Regions from separate parts of the Homo sapiens genome. Here region 2 is linked to region 1. The links are chromatin loops, found by intact Hi-C in ENCODE. Cell type or tissue: Caco-2. All regions are shown on one strand. Region 1 overlaps LOC124900605 (a long non-coding RNA gene). Region 2 has its middle 95 kb from the start of NABP1.

Region 1 (4,000 bases):
CCAAGCCATTTTAGGCTGAGAATGACTCTTAAGGTCTTCTAATGCATTTCAGAGGGTTCTAGAAACAACAAACTGAACATGATATGAAACTAACAACATAGAATGCCCCCCAAACAAATTCCTCTAACCTCACTGAGTTTACTTGCCCTATTACTATTTTTTTTTTTTAAGATCTTCTGTCTCTTGTTTTTGTTTTATCCCTTACCTGATGAAAGTGAACATTTCTAGTGGAGAAAGAAGATCACAGTTCTCTAATATGGGCATTAAGAGAGGGGTACAGCTAGAGGGGAGGTGAAAACCTGCCTCCACTGGGGTGAAAAACAGTGTGCTGAGGTTTCAGCCAGTGATTACACTGGGTAATCAACCAGTCCCATGTTTCACAAAGGAGTTGTAATGATTAACAGTTCAGGTATGCTTCTGAGGAAATCTAATTGAGACCTTTGGAAAATAGCATTGTTATGAATGGTGTGGTGTTACGCCCTGAGGGAAAAGCTAGAAAAACATTTTACTTTTCAAGTGTATTTAAATTACATCCAAATGTTTCAGTGTGCTTTACTGGAGACTGCCTGAGTTTGGAATTCAAATATTGTAACCAAATTACTCCAGGTTTCTGAACTAAAATGATCTATTGATGTTTCTCAAAGTATAGATCACAGAGTAAGAAAAGAGGAAATCAAGTCTGGTTTATGACAAACTTTTTTCCATGTTAACATTGGACCCAAAGATGTTACTAAGAGCTTTTTACTACTGTGAGAGAACCAGCGTGATGTGAAGACAACGAACATTTTAAGAAGTTTGACTAGTAGACATTTCGTTTAAGTCTTTTGGAGGGTCTTGGTTGACAACCCACAATTTTATTGTGGCTCCCCAGGCTTTGAGAACGTGTGGGCTTGGATGATCATTGTTGACCTATAAAAGAGCACAGGTCTCTTGAGAGTTTATTGACACACTACTGATCAGACCCCCACAATATGTCTCAACCTCTGTTGAAGGGCTAGTGATGTTTAAAAAAACCTGTTATTTCCAATCAGAAATTGAAGTTATGTCTCTTACTCCATCAAAATTTATGCTTTTCAGCATTGGGTAAGTCTAGTTTCTTGGTTTGTATATTAAATGCATATTGAGTAAAATTCTTAGTGATTTAGAAACCATCTACATGAGGCTTCCCAGGAACTTGTTAAAAGTACAGGTTGCACCTCTGCATTACTAGAATAACATCAGTGTACATTTGGGAGATCTGCATTTGAAACCCTGAGGTTGTCTGCCTCCTGCCCTTGAGATCTTCCCTTGTATTGAAATTATATATATATATATATATATATTTTTTTTTTTTCCCCTCAGTTTCTTTTACCTTTGTGAGGCTAATATATGCTGACGTGTTGGATTGTAAAACAAAAAATTGTGCTTAAAAGAATGTCCCTCCAGAGGGCAGAATTGTTGGGTAAAGCATATAGCGCAGAGCAGAATAAGAGGTTCAGTATGGCCTCTGGATGAGGGTATTGCAAATTTTGAATTAGGCTCAAATAAAATGATTTAAATTATATATCAATTCGAGGATCAGATATTAATTGGGAGGTCACATGACTTTCCTTGAGCCTATCTAGATAAAAGTAAAATGCTTTTTTTCCTACGTTTTTGAAAATTTAGAGTTTATTGTTGCTCATCTCAGCAAATTAATGTTACCAGCATCTTCTGCCTTCCTCCTGTCCCTCAATTCCCTACTTTACTAAAAGAAGGCTGGCCAAATTGAAAAGTAGTTGAGTTGGAGACTTGATAAATACTTTTGAAAATACTTAGAGAAACCACCCTTCATCTTCCACGTAAAGATCTCAGTTCTGTACAGAGAGGCAACTACAATGAGTATTTTCTGCAAGTAACATGGAAATCATGATTTGATTGCCATGTGTTTCTAATGTTCAGTATTAAATGTTTATAGCCCTCGTAGGAAACAAACTTCTGACCTAAGTTGCTGGACTACTTGAATAGAAAGGTAGTCAGCACAACTAGTGCCATCTACTGGGTCATTGCTGCATAGTTTCTGTCTGTTTAGAAATCTGGCTTAGTTTAACACGTGGGGGAAATGGTTCTGTTCCAATGAATAGCGATTTTTGCCTGATAGTGGTGTTAAGTATGATATGGAAAATCCTTAAGGGGCAGTTGGGCCATTTGTTTAGTTTATGAACAATCAACACTGACATTAAATTTCAGTTAAGTAGATGAAACCCTGAACTGCCCCTAAAGCTATAGAAAATATGGGAAAGGTTGCCAAGTTTTGTATTCTCATCACATTTGTCAATATTGTTGGTGAGAAGTGTAAACTGTTAAAAATGCCTTTTGGTGAGTGGTGGTTTGGTAAAAACAATTGAAGTAGAACACGACACTGCCCTTAGAAATTTCATTCCTTTACCCAATGGTATTTGGTAAAATCCTGGCCAAATGACTGCTGCTGTTGTAATTATGTGAGCTTTGCAGAACATAACCTATTTTAAATGCCAGAATGTGCTTCCATGAAGAAGAACATGGTTTTGGGCTGAGGAGATCTTGGTTTGAGTCCTGGATCTATTTACTGGCTCCAGGACCATGAACCTCGTTATAAAATGATAGTGGGGCTATGTACTCATAGTGTTAGGAGGACTATGTGAGCTAATGTATGCAAAACATCTGCTCCATATCTAAGGGTCAACAAATGTTAAGCCCTTTCTCCATCAGCATTGGAAATAAGTTAAAATACTGTTCATTTCTCCATGCCATTATTAGAAAACAATCTTCTATAATTTAAAATCTGAAATATTAAGCAATTTATGTGAATTATTACAATTATGTTCTTTTTTAAACAGTCAAACCAAGTTTTTCCTGTCTTGTCTGGGCACAGACAAGCACTTATGCTGACGGTTTACCGTGACAGCATGTAGGGTTGGGTCTTCATTACAAAGATCTGCCCACTAGCTGAGTACACTGGTGTTTTTCCATTCACCTCTGCCCAGCAGGACAAGATGATGAAAGTACAGAGAACTTGTGGGTCCAGGTTTGTGTCAGAAAGGAGGTTAGTGGCTTGCTTAGGGCCAGGCAGAGGGCACATTGGAAGGAATTCTCTGTTCCCGGTGACAGCCCTTGGAATTGCTGTGCACCCAGAGTTGCGGAGTAATTTATTGGCTTCTGATAACTATAGTATTGGATAACTTCCCAACATTTTATTAAAAATTTTAAACATATAGGCATGTTGAAAGAATTTATACTCACCACCTAGATTTTGCCACTATCACATATCTGTGCATCCTATTAATACATTTTTAATTATTATTTTTTTGAGACAGAGTTTCTTTTACTCAGGCTGGATTGCAATGGTGCAATCTCAGCTCACTGCAACCTCTGCCTCCAAGATTGAGGCGATTCTCCCACCTCAGGCTCCTGAATAGCTGGGACTACAGAGGGGAGCCACCATGCCCGGTTAATTTTTGTATTTTTGGTAAAGAAGGGGTTTCATCATGTTGCCCCAGGCTGGCCTTGAACTCCTGGGCTCAAGTGATCCTCTGGCCTCAGCCTCCCAAAGTGCTAGGATTACAGGCATGAGTCACCGTGCCCAGCCAGCCATTAATGCATTTTTAATATATTTTTAGTCAATTGCAGACATCGTACAATTTTCCCTAAACGTTGCAACATGCCTATTCATTACAGTTCAGTATTTTTCAGGATTTTTTTTTTTTGTAAAATTTACAAAGAAATGTGGAAATCTTAGTTGTGCATTAGTTGAGTTTTAACAAATACCTAGGCTTTATCGCAACCTCTATCAAGATACAGAACATTGCTGTCATTCTAGAAGCCTCTGTAATGTGCCTTCCCCAGTCAATCTCTTTTTCCATGGCCCCAGCAGCCATCATTCTTTCAATACTTTAAAAAACATTCTTATCTGAAGGGAAATTTCATATGTGCCAAAGTCATCTCTAGATTTCTCCAAGTCTTAACCATGCCAGAGTACAGCCAAACCTAGCCCTTCATGCAT
Region 2 (4,000 bases), 110 kb before region 1:
TGAGAATAATAGCTTCATTTCAGGTAAGTATAAGGGATTTGGGAATATCTGGTTATGAAGAGTCTAAGATTGAAAATAAGTGCTGATAGAAACTGTTCATGAAATGTGGCCACCATCCATTCTATATTCTGAGAAACAATGTGGTAATAATCTGGTGATTTTGGTCTTTTTTGTCTGTTTGTCCCAAGTACAGAAGTTGATGGACATACACAAAATAAACTTCTGCTAAAAACCTTGATGAGTGATAAAGGCCATCTGCCAGCAGCTGGAGAAGTGTACTTTGACAGGCTGTATATTGCAGAGAGAGAGGGAGAGAGAGAGACTATTAGAAGATATTTTCAGAAATAGTTGTGGATTTTTTGTAAATGAAATTAAAACATAAAACACAGAAGGCATATAGTAGGGAAATAAAAGTCAAAATTGCATTCCTAAAGTACTGTCATCTCTGAGGAAATTGTATTAGCTTTATCCATCTCAAAGTATTTTTCTGAAGCATGTGATTAAATAACAATAATATTGACTTCTATTTAAAGATATGTTACTTTATTATTATGTTACTTTGCTGAATTCGTTATTAAAGATATTGACATTTGAGATGGTTAGAGTACTAGAAGGCATAGATCTGGCTATAAATTTATTATGTTTTAGAATAATATTTATTTTCTCTCTGATTATAATGGCACTACATTGTAAGGAATTTGGATCATAAGAATCACACACAAAAAACAGACAAATCTGTACTCCTACCATACATTATAGGTGAGATTATAGGTGATTATAGGTGTCATCATTCTGGCATATTTCCTTCCAATAATTTTACTGCTCTATTTAAAAATATATACATATTATATGTATAAATTTGTTTCCGGCGTTTTTCTTAATGTTACATCAGCAACATTTTCCTATGTGATTAAAATTTTTAATAAACGTAATTTTTTTTTGAGCAGAGTCTCGCTCTGTCACCCAGGCTGGAGTGAAGAGTGCAGTGGCATGATCTTGGCTCACTGCAACCTCTGCCTCCCGGGTTCAAGCGATTCTCACGCCTCAGCCTCCCAAGTAGCTGGGACTATAGGCACACGCCATCACACCCTGCTAATTTTTGTATTTGTTTAGTAGAGATGGGGTTTCACCATGTTGGCCAGGCTGGTCTCGAACTCCTGACCTCAGGTGATCTGTCTGCCTTGGCCTCCCAAAGTGCTGGGATTACAGGTGTGAGCCACCATACCTGGTGAGAAACATAAATTTTAATTGCTGTGTAATATTCCATTACATAAATGAACTCTATATTTAGTGTTCTATTTATTTATATATTTATTTTTGTGACTTTACATGACCTAAGAATTAACATGTTTGTATTTCAGAATATTTTTTAGCAAAGATCTTTAGAATTGGAATTATTGAGTCAAAGGCTAAATGTTTAACATGAAGCTATGGTAAATACTGGCTAGCTGTTTGCCAAACTTGCTTGATTTTCCTTCTGAGTACAGAGATAGGCTACATTTCTCAGCCTCCCTGGCAGTGAGGTAAGGACATGAGAATGAATTCTTCCCAAAGGAATGTGGCAGAAGTGATACAATCATGCACAATGCTTCCAGGTCTGGCCCAAAATGACCTCTTACACAATTCTCAAGGCTCTCTCTTTCCTTATTTGCTGATGGTGTGTCAGTGCAGGGTGAGCTTGAGGCATTTGAGAAAGACAGCAGAGCATTTGTCAGGCTGTTTCTGAAGAAATGTGGGGCAGAATACCCTTCATTCCCACTGGCTTGAATTGATATCAGATTGAGAAATAAAATTCCAATAAAATGTTAAGATATTGAGATTTGGGGGTTTAGACATTTTAGTGCTAGCATAATCTTAACTAATAGAGATATTACCATTGAAACTTAGGTACTACTCTGTAATAAAAACCTAAAATATGTGGAATCAGCATTGGGTAGTGAGGACATTAATATCAGAGGATAGGAAGATGGAGACTCATGTAATACAGTGGTAAAATATGTGTTAACAATTCGTGATAGCAAAGACATAGAGTCAACCTAAATGCCCATCAATGACAGATTGGTTAAAGAAAATGTGGTACATACACACCATGGAATACCATGCAGCCATAGAAAAGTACGAGCTCATAGTCTTTTGTGGGAACATGAATGGAGCTAAACAGAAAACCAAATACCACATGTTCTCACTTACAAGTGGGAGCTAAAGGATAAGAACTCATGGACACAACGAAGGAAGCAACAGACACCAGGGTCTACTTGAGGGTGGAGAGTGGGAAGAGGGAGAGGAGCAGAAAAGATAACTATTGGGTACTGGGCTTAATACCTGGGTGATGAATTAATCTGTACAGCAAATCCCGTGACATGGGTTTACCTATATAACGAACTTGCACATGTACCCCCAAACCTAAAATAAAAGTTAAAAAAGAAGTACATAAAATAAAATGTGTGTTAAAACTGTCACCAGAAATAGCATAAATGCAGCCGGGTACTCATTGAGCCTGTAGCTCTAGGGAAAGAGACTGGAAAACAGAATTTTGTGATATGTGTTGGTGGTTACTGGCTTCCATTAGGAAGGTATTAGAAGAAAAAAAAAAATGAATCAGTAAATAGCTTGACAGGTTCCAAGCAGAAATGAAAATAAATACAGAGAGAGAAGAAATCTGGGGCATCAAAGAGATTGAAACACCAACGTTTCTAGATTCCAAACAATAGGAAATACAATTAAAGGTGTAGCTTTTTCTCCCAAACCATATGACTTCAGGGATGCTGGCATCAAATTGGGTGCATGTGAGAGAGGCATGAAGCTGAGGAAGCAAGGAAAGAAATAACGGATAATAGTTACGTTTGTGAAAGAACTTTGGGTAGGGTTCCACATAAGCCTGGACTTAAAAAGCCACTGACAGCCTGAGCCTTAAAATCATCCTTGAGCCCCCAAACAGACAGAGAAGTTTCTTATCAAAAGTAGAATCAGAGTCAAGGAAAAGCACTGTTTCACTCTCAAGTAGGGCCTTCGGGATTCACACATGATTCCATTTACATGAGCTATTCAAAAAAGGTACATCTATGGAAGCAGGAAGTAGATTAGTAGTTCCTCGGCATTAGGGTGGGAGTTACAAATGGGCATGGGAGGCCTTTGCAGGGTGCTGGAAATATCCTAAAGCTGGATGGTGGTGAGAGCTGCACAACTGTGTGAATTTACTAAAAATCATTGAATTGTATAGTTCAAATAAGTAAATTTTATGATATGTTAATTACATCTCAAAACAAACTTTTAAGATAAAAACCTGTGCTGGGATGGATCCAGAAGCCAGCCCAAGCTGCCACCTACTTCTCTTGGACTGGGAGCTGACTCTGGTACTCTCTCTACTGGCAGGGTGCTGCCGACCCAATGTGCATGGATTTAATTGCAATGCAGAAATAGTCATGGGGAGATGTCCCTTAACTGTAGCCCTATCACAGGGTGTCTGTAGCCCCATGGTGAGGTGTCTGTCTGTAGCCCTGCTGCAGGGTGTCTGGATTGGTGAGTATCCTAGGTGCTGCCAATGCCTCTTTCCTTCTCCCAACTGGTTCCGTAGCCCTATGGTGGGGTGTCTGTAGCCCCATTGTGTGATGTCTGTTTGTAGCTTCACCATGGGGTGTCGGTGTCTATAGCCTCATTACTGGATGTCTGTTCAGCTCCTGGGGGTCTTGGCTCTTTCTAACTAACAGGTTGGCTCTTTCTAACTAGTAGGAACAGTCCTGGTTTGGGAGACTTCTCCTCAATCAAGACGATTTCGAGGAGGTTTCTCAGATGGAGAAAAGGAGGATAGTTTGGAAGGGATACTCTTGGAGTTCTTGGTTGGGAATCTGATTTGGAAGGCCTTCTGTCCGTCTCATCTTTGTGTGTGTTTGCATATGTGGAAGGGATCTCAGAAGGGGTTGCTAATGGAAGTCCAGCAGGCCTAACTGAGAGAACCCTCCTTATTTGTCTGGTCACATTCAGTGAGCCCTAAAGAAGGCTC

The links. Peaks named below come from ENCODE experiments on the same cell type or tissue, not always from the same donor. Only the 100,000 strongest peaks of a DNase experiment are listed, where the experiment ranks them.
Region 2: a loop joins it to region 1, with 5 times the contacts of the local background. A loop is called at or near these places in 23 of 110 quality-filtered maps.

What each region holds. Positions count from the first base shown.
Region 1 is chr2:191,689,119-191,693,118 of GRCh38, forward strand. It overlaps LOC124900605 (a long non-coding RNA gene), which reads left to right. Exons shown (of 3, transcript XR_007088697.1): 1 at 1-1,083; 2 at 2,838-4,000. Among named protein-coding and RNA genes, the nearest start is that of NABP1, 13 kb to the left of the region's middle. In Caco-2, a CTCF peak has its summit at 2,029 (motif pointing left); DNase peaks (open chromatin) are centred at 301 and 2,015.
Region 2 is chr2:191,580,964-191,584,963 of GRCh38, forward strand. No RefSeq gene overlaps it. Among named protein-coding and RNA genes, the nearest start is that of NABP1, 95 kb to the right of the region's middle. In Caco-2, no CTCF peak of the experiment used is centred here; a DNase peak (open chromatin) is centred at 1,588.